Regions from separate parts of the Homo sapiens genome. Here region 1 is linked to region 2. Evidence: chromatin contacts called from ENCODE Hi-C data. All regions are on one chromosome and are shown on one strand. Each heading gives the region's core, a stretch centred on a gene start or an enhancer-like site at or near the end of the contact. The rest is flanking DNA. Distances are from core to core; before and after follow the strand shown. Region 1 holds the start of THUMPD1 (THUMP domain 1 NAT10 acetyltransferase adaptor). Region 2 holds the start of USP31 (ubiquitin specific peptidase 31).

What was found. Hi-C counts contacts between places; a loop is a spot of excess contacts on that map. Pooled maps may share reads with other maps.
Region 1: a map of CD4-positive, alpha-beta T cell shows a loop between it and region 2 (16-fold over the local background). The contact joins the promoter of THUMPD1 here to the promoter of USP31 in region 2. A Hi-C loop is called at or near these places in 2 of 168 maps with a recorded cell type or tissue (CD4-positive, alpha-beta T cell and CD8-positive, alpha-beta T cell) and 6 of 50 pooled maps.

The regions. Positions count from the first base shown.
Region 1 is chr16:20,740,397-20,747,343 of GRCh38, reverse strand. THUMPD1 (THUMP domain 1 NAT10 acetyltransferase adaptor) reads left to right here and starts at 5,526. Exons shown (of 4, transcript NM_017736.5): 1 at 5,526-5,835. The coding sequence starts at 5,605. It also overlaps a transcript of ACSM3 not described here. RefSeq lists enhancers at 5,451-5,720, 5,731-5,780, 6,081-6,220, 6,251-6,340.
Region 2 is chr16:23,147,705-23,155,277 of GRCh38, reverse strand. It overlaps USP31 (ubiquitin specific peptidase 31), which reads left to right and starts at 5,826. Exons shown (of 16, transcript NM_020718.4): 1 at 5,826-6,640. The coding sequence starts at 6,008. RefSeq lists an enhancer at 5,426-5,645 and silencers at 5,826-5,925, 6,076-6,125, 6,226-6,325, 6,456-6,685.

The DNA.
Region 1 (6,947 bases), core at 4,277-6,776, 2.4 Mb after region 2:
GACCTTGCCATGCTGTACAGAAGGGAAAAACAGGAACTTATAAAACTTTGCAAAATAATTATGAGAATGATAAGGGGGAAGGCGGAAGCTGAAAGAGAAGAAAAACTTGTTTTTCTCATCCCTGCTCTGGGATGGCAGGGAGAGGCTCTGGAACCCATCCCTTGAGGGCCCTGGCTCTGCAGATAGTGTTATCAAAGCCCTTCCAGAGCCCTGTCTATCGCTGGGCCTTGCAGTGAGTCAGCCTCCAAGAAAACTTGTTTTTTTTTTTATATCTCCTGCTTCAAAACAATTACTTTGGAACATAGATTATTCAACCAAATCTCAAAGGAGTGGGAAGGAAGTACCCACAAAACACCAGGAAAAGTTTAAGAAGAAAGACTTGTATGTTTAGAGTATAAAATTGAAAGATAAAATTGGAGGGAAAGAGATTTAATGACTTTTGCCCTTAAGAACATAGGCCCTCAAAGTGCCAAGTTTGCCATAGAGAAACATATCTGTCAAAACTGGGACCCAGGCACTGGTGGAATGAAATGAATTAGAGGTGATGGGGATCAGTATAGGACACTCAGCAGGGCTGAGTAGGTACAAAGGCCAGGCCAAATTTGACTCCTCTAGGGGCAGACTCAAGTTCACATTGGTTTAAAATTGGGTTCCAGCCTGGGTGATCAGGCTGTTGGGTGAGTTTCTCACACAGCGTCTGGGTGTAATGAAAGCACAAATGTGACAAGTGCTGCCAGTGAGGCTACAAAGCTAGTGAAAGGTGGGATGTCATTCAATCAAATGTGAGGCAGAAACCAGCTGGCAGAGGTAAGGCATGCCAGTCTTACGCATTTTATGTTATTTTACTTTACGCTATATATACTTTTAAATTCCCCTTTTCCACAGAGGAGGTCTATAGAACAATAAAATAAAACCCCTTTTAGTCTCCTAAGTAAAAGGATTCAACAGCTTTTAGTAAACCAAAAATATAAAAGAACCATTAAATTAGAGAATAATAGACAAATAATGAGGTTAGGTGATCAGACTGAGGGATGGATACTTACATCAAAAAGAAAAAAACAGGCTTCCATGATTCACGACTGAGTCTGAAAGCAGCTGTTTTTAAGCACATGTTGACTGAACAGTGGCTGAGAGCTAAGCACTTGTCATGACTGATCTTACTGGATTTTCCTAATAACCCATGATGTGAGTATTATTATTTCCATTATTATTATTTTTAAATCTAACAGGGAATCTAAACCTTGGCTTGGGTAACTTACTCAGAGTTTCACAGCCAGGTCATGGCCAAAGCAGAATTTGAACTTGGTTTGGCTTTAGAACCTGGGCTTTTAATCGTACTTGATACCTACTCTGAAGGCAGCAGATATTGGGAATCAAGTCAGAAGGAGACTGGGATTCACAGCCAGGATATCCATTCCCTGAAGATGCTGGGTAACAAGAGACTAAGGCAGGAAGTGTGGATGGGGAGCAAGGTCAGAACACGAGGAGTGTCTAAGAGCATCTCCTACCTGGGTTCTGTACTGAACATACAAGTAGAACTTCAGGGACAGTAACTTTGAAGGTTAGGAAGAGAAACAGAAAGGGAATCTAGAATGTGTCACACCATTCCCCCCTTGCTTGGCTGTGAGGCCTTCTGAATATCTGAAGCAAATAGGTTAATTAAAACAAAAGGTAACATCCTCAGATCACCTTAATCTACTCTAGATGGTGCCACAAGGTGCCAAGTGGTCTCTATTTATTTATTTATTTATTTATTTATTTATTTTGAGACAGAGTCTATTTTGCCCAGGCTGGAGTGCAGTGGCACGATTTCAGCTCACTGCAACCTCTGCCTCCCAGGTTCAAGCAACTCTCGTGTCTAGCCTCCCAAATAGCTGGGATTACAGGCATGCACCACCATGCCCAACTAATTTTTTTATTTTTAGTAGAGATGGGGTTTTGCCATGTTACCCAGTCTGGTCTTGAACTGGCCTCAAGTGATCTACCCTCCTTGGCCTCCCAAAGTGCTGGGATTACAAGCGTGAGCCACCGTGCCTGGCCCCAAGTGGTCCCTTCTAAGAGAGGTTTTCAAGCGACAGAGTCCCTGGTGTCTAAGGATAGACACTGGGCCATTGTCCATGTCTGGGAGGTAACCTAAGGAGGTGAAAGTTCACACAGCCATGAAATAATAGATGTAGTCTAAAGAATAAGCAAAAAAGAACAAAGAAGAATAATAAGGAATAAATGAAGGCTGAGTTATTTAGAGCTGGACGAGGGCCTGTTTCAGAAGAGGAAGTAAGTGGACGCAGCCCCGGCAGCTGCCACAGGATGAGTGTGTGATTTAGATAACTAACGTCTAGACTGAGAGCTACAGGGTTGCATATTTTTCTCACTTCATTGGATATTCTCTGCACAGTCAGCAACCATGAAATACAATAAACTGTTAAAAAACTTTAGACAAATTAAATTTAACAGAATTAAATTGCACAAGGAAGGATTCTCAAATCAGGCAGGCCCCTGACCCACTAACCGGAATAGGTTTAGAGACATCCTGGTGCTGCCACATGGTCAGAGATGATTTATGGACATAAAAAGAAAAGTGAGGTGCAGGAAATGGAAGTAAGGTACAGAAACAGCCCAATAGGTTACAACTCAGTATTTGCCTTATTTAAACGTGGTTTGGCTGGGCGCAGTGGCTCATGCCTGTAATCCCAGCACTTTGGGAGGCGAAGTGGGCAGATCTCTTGAGGTCAGGAGTTCAAGATCAGCCTGGCCAACATGGTGAAACCCCATATCTACTAAAAATACAAAAATTAGTTGGCCGTGGTGGCATGCACAGGTAATCCCAGCTACTTGGGAGGCTGAGGCAGGAGAATCGCTTGAACCCAGTAAGTGGACGTTGCAGTGAGCCGAGACTGCACCAGTGCACTCCATCCTGTGCGACAGCAAGACTCCGTCTCAAAAAACATAAAAATAAAAAACATGGTTTGAACAATCAGCCACCTGTGAGTGGTTGAGCATGGCTTCTGTGCTTGGCTGAGATTTGGCTACTTGTTACAACAGCCATTACAGTCTGTTTACACATCCAATTAGGTTATAGTTCACTATGTATGGAGAAACCTGTAGGCCAGGGATGTCCAATCTTTTGGCTTCCTTGGAAGAAGAATCCTCTTGGGCCACCCATAAAATATACTAATGCTAACAATAGCAGATGAATTTTTTTTAATTGCAGAAAAACCTCAGAGTGTTTTAAGAAAGTTTATTAATTTGTGTTGGGCCGGTTGAATTTCAAAGCTGTCCTGGGCCACATGTTGACTGTGGGCCAACAGGTTGGACAAGCTTGATTTAGGCCAAACTTAAATTTAGCCTAAAGCTGCCTCCTCACATATTTTAACAAAACTGAGTTTTTGTTTTTCAAGTTTGCCTCCATATAGTACTCAAATATGCTTGGGACTTGAAATATATATATTTTAACTTGTTATCTGTATGCTAATATTTGATATCCTAAGGACAGGTGGCAGAGTGTGGGCAACTGAAACCCAGCCAGCAGAAGAGAGAGAGATTTGGGGGAAGGCCAATGCCAGTGTCATGACACTGCTCTTCACAAACAACTGAGGACTTCTAGAAATCTCTGCTGTGCAGTGTCCACCAAAGAAATTCTGAAAATTAAATGCTGTATTGAATACACAGGTAAAAGCAAACAATAAGATGATAAAATTTTTGGACATAGTGGTAGATCTGGGGTTAGAACCTAGGGTTTATTGACTGTGAATTCGGTGTCCCTTTCAAAATATCAGATTACATCTTTTAGGGCTTTGTAGGAACTCAAATCTGCTAAGAGGTTTGTACCTGAAGAGTAGTATGAGAAGCACTTGTTTTTTAAACACATTCTTCAAAAGTGGCATCTTCAATGATTTTTAAAAAGACAGTAACATGATAAGTTGCCAAGACTATGGATAAAAGGCCGCAACGAAAGCAGCATGAAACAACACCAGCCAACATCCTTGGTTTTAAGTGAAATAGAAACATAGCCTGGAAAATTGAGGCTGAAATGGAATTTACTGGAAGCCTTTTGAGTAACTGTTCTATGTGGGAAATGCGCGAGGGGAAAAAACAAGACAAAATACGGCCAGGCGCGGTGGCTCACGCCTGTAATCTCAGCACTTTGGGAGGCCGAGGCGGGTGGATCACGAGGTCAGGAGATTGAGACCATCCTGACTGACACGGTAAAACCCCGTCTCTACTAAAAATAAAAAATATTAGCCGGGCGTGGTGGCGGGCGCCTGTAGTCCCAGCTACTCGGGAGGGAGGCAGGAGAATGGGGTGAACCTGGGAGGCGGAGCTTGCAGTGAGCCCAGATCGCACCACTGCACTCCAGCCTGGGCGACAGAGCGAGACTCCATCTCAAAAAAAAAAAAAAAAAATAGACAAACATACAATACCTTTGGGGGTAAACAACCTTTATCCCACGTAAATGGCAATGCAGATATAATAAGCAAATGATATAGTAAGCAAATTGCAATGGGAAGGGGAGAAGGGAAAAAAAAAAAATATATATATATATATATATATTTACACGCACCAGACTATGTTGGATTCATCACCAGACCGGGAAGCAACAGCCTGGGCTCCAGAGTCAGCCACTTGTCCGTGCACAGAGGAGGAGGGGTCTCAAGAAGCTTCCGTGTGGCCTGGGACCCTGGCTCATTTTTTTTTTTTTTTTGAGACAGAGCCTCGCTTTGTTGCCAGGCTGGAGTGCAATGGCACGATCTCGGCTTACTGCAACCGCCGCTTCCCGAGTTCGAGTGATTCCCCTGCCTCAGCCTCCCGAGTAGTTGGGACTACAGGTGCGCGCCACCACGCCTGGCTAATTTTTTGCATTTTAGTAGAGATGTTGGTCAGGATGGTCTCCATCTCCTGACCTCGTGATCTGCCTGCCTTGGCCTCCCAAAGTGCTGGGATTACAGGCGTGAGCCACCGTGCCCGGCCGACCCTGGCTCTTTTTGTAATGCGTTGATTGGCATGAGGCCCAGTCACGAGGGCCCTTCTCGACTGGGCTCAAGGAACACATAAAGGTCAACTTGTTTCTGTGATTGTCTGTTTTTCAATAACTCAAGTACAGGTACAGAGTTATCTGTAACAGTGCTGGATGAATGAATGCCTCAAGGGGCTCATGCAACCTGTTACGGGACTTGACCATTGTGTCCACGTTCAATTGAGTTCAAATTTAATATTTAACTTTTCCTCCACAGTAGCTGGCAGAATTATAGGGAAGGCTGGAGGAACAGGTACCAAGGTTGGGTGGAAGAAGCTATATGGCTGGAGCCAGCTTCAAGGGCTTGAGGAGCCACCGACACCACTTCCAGAATGGCTGCTATGCTGCCTCTACTGGATTCAGGTTGCAGTCGGGAGGCGGGGCAGGAGGCGGGGCTTGGGCGGGTATCACTCCACCCCTTTCACGATTGCAGACCGGCCTTAGGACCTGGCGCAGCACGGAATGAGGCTTCGAGGCCGGCTAGGGGAGGCCGTCGCTCATATCCGACGTCACCAGTTCGCGCCGGCGATAGACGAGGACGCCAACAGCAGCGGAGAAACGTTTCTCTTTCCTCTCAGTTTGCGCACACCATGGCGGCCCCTGCCCAGCAGACTACTCAGCCTGGCGGCGGGAAGCGCAAAGGCAAGGCTCAGTATGTGCTGGCCAAGCGCGCTCGGCGCTGCGACGCTGGCGGGCCCCGTCAGCTAGAGCCCGGGCTACAGGGCATCCTCATCACCTGCAATATGAACGAGCGCAAGTGCGTGGAGGAGGCCTACAGCCTCCTCAACGAATACGGCGACGACATGTATGGGCCAGAAAAGGTACCGGTCCCGGGGTGGGCGGGCGGGCCGGCTGCCAGGCCTTGCGGGAGGAGGGAAGGGTGGAGGGATGGCTGCTGGTATGGGCATGCGCGCCTCGGGTCGTCGGCGTGACGGCTGTAGGGGCGTGGCCTCGCCGGCGTTTCCGTCCCTAGTCCTGAGACGCTCGCAGACTTCGGTGCTATCGGTTTTGTGCTTGAAGTGCTTGCACCTTTTCTTGCCATCAGTAACCACGGTAGCTCCCATTACTTTTATTTTTATTTTTGTGAGACAGGGTCTCGCTCTGTTGCCGAGGCTGGAGTGCAGTGGCGTGATGATAGCTCAGGGAAGCCTCGACTTCTCCTGTCTCAGCCTCCAGAGTAGCTGGGACTATGAGTGCGCGCCACCACTCTCGGCTAAGTTTTGTAAATTGTAGATAAGGGGTCTCACTGTTTGGCCCAGGGTAGTCCTAAACCCTACACTCAAGCGATCCTCCCGTCTCTGCCTCTCAAGGTGCTGAGATTACAGGCGCGAGCCACTGAGCCCGGCCTACCTCCCACTTAAGGATTGCTCATTGAGGGCCAGGCGGTGTGCTGAAGCTCTTTCAGAAACACATTTTTCATGACAGCCTCGTGAAGTTGGAGTAATAATGTGTTTACCTGAAGCAATAATATTTCTGAAATAATAGGTTTACTACTAATGCTAGTTACTGCACTTAAAATACATTTTAGAACGTAAAAACTTTTACCAATATCACCTAAAGTCTTAGTGTTTGGAAATCATATTACTGGCTTAGAATCTGGACCAATACACACACGCACACTGAGGGATTAAATGAAGAAGGGTAATACAGAGGGAATTTAAATTCACGGCTCATCCTCTACTAGCTTGGGGACTCGGACATGGGCACATTATTTGATGCTGCTGAGCTAGATAAAAAAGAGAATACTTTAAGACTGGCTAGTGAGTTGCTTATGTACATAAAATACATACTGGTATGTAATAAAGTTTCTGTAAATGTATACAATTATTATTGTGCCTGACTGGCAATTTCGTTGGGCACTAGGGGGCAGAGAGCTGGGCAACAAGCACATATCCTGTCTACTCCTGTACTTTAAGCAAATTCTTTTTTTGGA
Region 2 (7,573 bases), core at 4,577-7,076:
ATGGATACCACTTTAACGCAATAAATAATATATATCTCAAACCAAAAGCAAGCATGCTTAATGGTAAAGCACTGGATGAAATGCTATTAAAGGCAGAAACAATGCAGGCTTTCCTACTCTCCTTACTATTACAGACAAAATTCTGGAAGGGCAATTAGACAAGAGAAAAAAAAAGATGAGGTACAACTATTATAAACAAAGTGGCGAGGTTTTTATCTCATGTGTTGATATAAATTCCTGAGAAACCCAATAGGATCAACTGAAAATTATGAGAAAGAACTAAAGTACATCAAGGTGGCTGGTTACAAAAATATTTTTTTTCCTGTAGACAAACAACAGAAAATATAATGACATAAAATATCCCATTCATAATAGCAACCAATAGGAATAAACTTATTAGTATTATGCAAGACCTATGGGAGGAAACTATAGTACTGGGAGGGGCATTAAAAGCCCTTGTATAATTTTTTGAAGACAGACTTTATTCTCAGATGAGAAGATAAATATTGTGGTGATGCCAGTTTTCCCTCACTTAATCTATATAAATTAACCCCCCTAAAGGATTAAATTCATTTGAGAGAATAAGCAAACAGACAGATAATAAAATACTAGGAGATAATGCTCTATCAAACATTTCAGCATATTCTAAACCTATGCTATCCTGGAATACAGAGGCTTATCAATGGGATAGAACAGAATTTTTAAAAATCTTAAATATACGGGGCATTTAATAGGTGATAAAAGCAGCATTTTAAAGTAGTGGGAAAATTACATTTAAAAATGGTGCTGAGACAATTGGCTAGCCATGAAGCATGCAGAAAAGGCAAGATCCCTATCTCATTTCTCATGCAAAAATAAATTCCAGATGGAGAGCATAATAATAAGAAAAAAACCCAGAACTGCACTAAATTAAAATACAGATGAATATTCTTATGATCTTGGAGTGGGGGAAGGCTAAGTATGTCAAAAATATTGTAAATCTTTATGAAAAAGACTAATCTGTTTCACTATATAAAATAATTTAGGCTGGGCTTAGTGGCTTACACCTGTAATCCTAGCACTTTGGGAGGCTGAGGCGGGTGGATGGCTTGGGTGGGTGGATGGCTTGACCCTAGGAGTTTGCGACCAGCCTAGATAACGTGATGAAACCCTGTCTCTGCTAAAAATACAAAAAGTTAGCTGGGCGTGGTGGCATGCACCTGTAATCCCAGCTACTGAGGAGGCTGAGGTGGGAGGATCGCTTGAGCCCGGGAAGTCAAGGCTGCAGTGAGCCATGATCACACCACTGCACTCCAGTCTGGATGATGGAGTGAGACCCTGTCTCAAAAATAATAATAAAATAAAAATAATAATTTAAGTTCTGTATATGATATGAAAACACTGTAAACATGGTTGAAAGGGAAGTAGGGAATGGTATAGACTGAAAAATAATATAATTTATATAGAAAATAATTTTATGGACCAGGTGTAGTGGCTCATGCCTGTAATCCCAGCACTTTGGGAGGCCAAGGCAGACGGATCATTTGAGGTCATGAGCTCAAGACCAGCCTGGCCAACATGGTGAAACCCTGTCTCTATTAAAAATACAAAAATTTGGCTGGGCGCAGTGTCTCACGACTGTAATCCAGCACTTTGGGAGGCCGAGGCGGGCGGATCACGAGGTTAAGAGATCGAGACTATCCTGGCCAACATGGTGAAACCCCGTCTCTACTAAAAATACAAAAATTAGCTGGGTGTGGTGGTGCGTGCCTGTAGTCCCAGCTACTTGGGAGGCTGAGGCAGGAGAGTCGCTTGAACCCGGGAGGCAGAGGTTGCAGTGAGCTGAGATCGTGCCACTGCACTCCAGCCTGGCGACAGAGCAAGACTCTGTCTCAAAATAATAATAATAATAATAATAATAGTACAAAATCAGCTGGGCGTGGTGGTACATGCCTGTAATCCCAGCTACTTGGGAGGCTGAGGCACGACAATGGCCTGAACCCAAGAGGCAGAGGTTGCAGTGAGCTGAGATCATGTCACTGCACTCTAGCCTGGGCGATGGAGTGAGACTCCATCTCAAAAACAAAACAAACAAACAAAAAACTTCTACGAGATAATATCTATAAAGGAATACACCGAAAAGAATAATGGGCAAATGGTGTGTGCAGGTGAATCACACCAGTAAAAATAAAATCGCTAATTAAAAGGTATTCCTAGTTGTTTTCTTGATTGCAAACAGCAGAAACTGACACTGGTTTGTTTCCCCAATAAAGGATTTACAGGAAACCTATCAGGTTAGCTCACAGAAAGAACAGAGCCAGAGAAACAGGCTTGGGCAGAAACCCAGGGACACAGACACCAGTAAGAACTTGCCACTAGAGTAGCAGCTGGACACTTGCTGCTACCACCCCCACACTGTACACCACCGTACTGCCACACTGCTAAATATATAGCTGCTAGATTCATTAATTCACTGCATTATCTCCAACGAACCGTGTATCAATACTTCTAGAGCCAAAGTCTAGGTAGGAACATATAGTTGGTCTTGCTCTGTCACCCAGGCTGGAGGGCAGTGGCACGATCATAGCTCATTGCAGCCTCCACCTCCTAGGCTCAAGTAATCCTTCCGCCTCAGCCTCCTGAGTAGCTGGGACTACAGAAGTGCACCACCACACCAGGCTTATTTATTTATTTTTTTAGAGACGGGATCTCGTGATGTTGCCCAGCCTGGTCTCAAACTCTTCCCGTCTCTGTCTGCCTGTGCTGAGATTACAGGCATGAGCCACTGCACCCGGCGGTGGTCTTTTTTAGGTCATGTTCCTGGGCTCTAGCTTCCAGGGGTAGGAAGGGGAATACCTGCTCCCTGCCACCCTACCCAGTTTTCATAGTGGGATCTTGAGTGGTCCTGCCTAATTTGGTATCCCTTGCAGACAGGAAGTTGGTTGAGATGTTGGATAGCAGAGAGACTGGCACATGATGTTCAACCTTACTCATACAAACAAAAAGTGCATTAATATGCCATCTTTTGTTCATCAAACTTGTCAATGTGAAAAAGACTGGAAAACTCAACAGTATGTTGGGATTGGGAAATGTGCATTTCCCATTAGTTGCTGACAGGATAAAACCTTTCTGGGGGTCAGCTTGACAATAGGTGTCATATATGGAATACGCATACCCTTTGATCCAAGGTTTCAGCCTAAGGAGATAGCTACATGATGGACAAGGTATAGGTCATGATAATATTCACTGCACTGTTGTTTCTAATTTACGTTTCCCGAGCTTAGGGGTAAGGGGTGGTACAGAGAGGGACAATGAAAGATTCACTACAGAATGTTCAAGGTGAGTCTTTAAGAATGATCATCTGAACATTCCAATGAGGAATTTTTTCAAGCCTGTGTCAAACTTTGAGGCTCAGTGGAGACCTATAAGACCTGTAAGCTTAGTGAGAGGGGCCCAGACTGGGAAGGCAGTTCTTAGGTATCCCACCAAGAAGTTCAGATATTGTTTAGAGGCCGGGCGCGGTGCCTCATGCCTGTAATCCCAGCACTTCGGGAGGCTGAGACAGGTGGATCACTTGAGGTCAGGAGTTCGAGACCAGCCTGGCCAACATGGTGAAACCCCGTCTCTACTAAAAATACAAAAATTAGGGCAACACGCTCGGGTCCCCTTCTACGCTGTGGAAGCTTTATTCTTTTGCTCTTCACAATAAATCTTGCTGCTGCTCACAAAACAAAACAAAACAAAAAACAAAAAACAAAAATTAGCCAGGTGTGCTGGCAAGTGCCTGTAATCCCAGCTACTCAGGAGTCTGAGGCAGGAGAATTGCTTGAACCCAGGAGATGGGGGTTGCAGGTGAGCTGAGATCCCGCCACTGCACTCCAGCCTGGTTGTTAGAGTGAGACTCCATCACACACACATACACACACACACACACACACACACACACACACACACACACGACATTGTTTAGGTATAAAGTTGCCAAATAATCAACCTGTTATATAATGGCTACCTTACTGGGTACCGAATAATGAGTAAGATGGGTCTCTACTGGGTTGAAGCCCACATATTAGTGAAGGTGATGATTGTAAACTGAATTGCAATATGGTCAAGTCAGTGTCATGAATGAGAGGTGCCAAGAGGGCCTGTGGAAGGGACATCTCCTGGAGGGGGTGATATCTAAGGTGGGACTTTAAGGATGAGGGGAAGTTAGCTAAGTAGAAAGGTTCTAAGTTAGCTAAGGAAAGGTTCAAGGGAGAGGGAACGGCTCCAGCAAAGGCCCTCGAGTCTAGATCAAACTGCCCAGAAGTTGAGGGCCATTGCATTCACATTTTAGTGTGAATAATCAGATGGCTTTCTTCCTGGTGTCCAGATAAGAATTTTGACTAAGAGGAGAGTGGAGCCGATTAGGGACAGTGCAGAGCACCCTGGAGATGTCATCATAGAGCCCTACTTACATTGGGGAGGGAGGTCAAAGGTAAAAACCATTTACTTTGAAACGTGGTGTAAGGTGGCCTTCATGTTTTAAAAAGGAGGAAGGGCTCTCCCTTCTCTGATTTCTCTCTTCTGCCTCAGGACTCAGACTAGCCCTTTTAGCAGAGGGGAGCCTATAGAGAGGAGGTCATATACTAGTTGATTTTGGACTAAAGGCATCCCAAAGATGTACTATTTTTTGCTCCCTGCACTATTTTTTTTTTAATGGAACCAACGTTTAAAAATAGGATTTCTGCCTTCTCTTAAAACATCAGATGATCTGGTAACGCTGAGCTCCTGTTCTCACATGGGAACAACTGGCTGGAGCTGAGTGGCAGCCACCTCTTTAGAAAGATGTTAATTTGAAGTCTGCTATAGTCCCCATCATTCCTTATATTTCCCCCAACACTGAGACCCAAGTCACTTGAAAGTCAATATGATGATTCAAACACCAGGATTCTTCACTCATTTGTGGGTTTGTGACCTGTGATATTTGTGGATTCGTGACCTTTGGTTTAGAGGTCAAGTATAGGGGTTGTAAATAAAACTTGGGTTTGAATCAGATAAGAACTGTACCAATCTCAAAGACGGTGAATTAAAGATTAAAGAAAATATTGCATGCTTGGCATAATGTGTGGAACACAACAGCTATTGTAAACACCCAGTAGGAATGTAAGCTGCAAGAGGGCAGGTAGAAACCGTGCTAATTTAATCCGCTGGGGATATGACATTTGATTCTAATTTAATAGGTTTAATTCTTTGCAATATCCCCAGTAACTGCTGAATGAATGAGTGAGTGAATGAATGAATGGAATGATGAATGATGGGAGAGCCCGGAGGAGTTTTAAAGGCTGGAATGAAAAGGAAAGTAGTTATGATAACAGCGTTTCGCTGGGACTCCAAGGTGCAGCCAGGAAGAAAAGCCCGCTGGGACGTGCCAGGGTCTGTGACTGCGCTCCGCTGGCACCCAGAGGGTAGGTATCTGCAACGTCCCTTGGGAGCCAGACAGGGCTGACTTGCCCAGGACCTGTCAGGGCCATGTCCACCAGCTCTTGCACGGTCTGGTAACTGACAGCATCCTGATTCCTGCACGTTCCCGCCTCTGCCATCTGACCAGCAAAGACAGAGACCCACCCCGGGGATCCACCATCCAACGGGAGCCCAGCCTTTTCCTCCAAGCCGGGACGGCGCCCACACTAGACATGGCCTCCCTCGGGCTTCACGCAGCAGGACCGCGCCCGCAGCCTCCAGGCATCGCGTCCGGCTGGAGAGGCAGCTACCGTCCCACAGTGAACATGGCGGCCGAGGCGGCTTCAGCGCCGGGCGGGCGGCGCCGGGAGGCACGTCACGTGAGCGGCTCAGCTGGGCGGACCGCGCGCGCGCCCGCTGGCCCCGCCGGCCGCCGCTCGCTCGCTGGCTCGGCTGCGCTTTGAGGTGTGTGGGGCGTCGAGCCCCCGGGCCCGGTGAGGCGCGGCGCTGCGGGATGCGGCGGCGGCCGTGGCGGGGCCGCGGGCCGGGCGGGCGGGCGCGGTGATGAGTGTCTGCGGCCGCCGCCATGTCCAAGGTAACGGCGCCTGGGTCCGGGCCGCCGGCGGCGGCGAGCGGGAAGGAGAAGCGCTCCTTCAGCAAGCGGCTGTTTCGGAGCGGCCGCGCTGGCGGCGGCGGCGCGGGGGGCCCCGGGGCGTCCGGGCCGGCCGCGCCTTCCTCGCCCTCCTCGCCCTCCTCTGCACGCTCGGTGGGCAGCTTCATGAGCCGCGTTCTCAAGACGCTGTCCACGCTCTCGCACCTTAGCTCTGAGGGCGCCGCCCCAGACCGCGGCGGCCTCCGCAGCTGCTTCCCGCCCGGGCCGGCCGCCGCGCCCACGCCGCCGCCGTGCCCGCCGCCGCCCGCCTCTCCCGCGCCGCCCGCTTGCGCCGCCGAGCCGGTGCCCGGCGTGGCGGGGCTCCGCAACCACGGCAACACGTGCTTCATGAACGCCACGCTGCAGTGCCTCAGCAACACCGAGCTCTTCGCCGAGTACCTGGCGCTGGGCCAGTACCGGGCGGGGCGGCCCGAGCCCTCGCCTGACCCGGAGCAGCCTGCGGGCCGCGGCGCGCAGGGCCAGGGCGAGGTCACTGAGCAGCTGGCGCACCTGGTGCGGGCCCTCTGGACCCTGGAGTACACCCCGCAGCACAGCCGCGACTTCAAGGTGAGCCCGCGCGCCGCCGCGCCCCCACTGCACCCCGAGCCCCTGGGGCACCTGCCCGCCCAGGTCTTCCTTCCCTCGGTTCCTCTTGGCCCGGCAGGCTTCTGCATTGGTTGCTCCGAGTGGTCTGGGCAGTCGACCAGTGATTTTAAGGAGATTCATTCATTCATTCATTTATTCACTCACTCACTCACTCAAACATGTATTTATTGAGAACTTACTACATACGTGCCCATACTCTGTGATAATAGGCAATGGGAGTGACGTTGCAATGAACAAGACTATCCGCCTTCATGGAACTTGCATTTTTGTGGGGTGGGAGTGTTGAGCATGGGTTCAAATCCTGGTTCTGCCACTTACTAGCAATGTGACGTCGGGTAAGTTAAGCAGCCTCTCTGTTCTTACAGTTTCTTCATCTGGGGGACCTACTTTGTAAGGTGGTTGTGAGCTGCAAACAAGTTAATATATTAAATCGAACACTGTGGAATTACCCATATTTAACCGTTTTTTATTTACAGATTGGCACTTTTATAGGGTTCAACCTGATAAGTAAAATACTTCCATATCATGTGTATTTGCTGCTATTATTTTTGTTATTAAAGACTTGAAGAAGTTAACGAGATAATATCAGATAGTGGTTTGAAGAAAGAAAAACCTGCTGCTGTGATTGATGTGCTGACAGGCTACTTTTTATTTTTATTTTATTTTTAGAGACAGGGTCTTGCTCTGTTGCCCAGGCTGGAGTGCAGTGCTCACATAGCCTCAAACTCCTGGGCTCAAGCAATCCTCCCGCCTCACCTTCCAGAGTATTTAATAGCTGGGACTACAGACACACACCACCATACCTACCTATTTTTTATTTTTAAAACACTTTTGTAGAGACGGGGGTTTTGCTGTGTTGCCCAGACTGGTCTTGAACTCTTGTCCTCAAGCCAC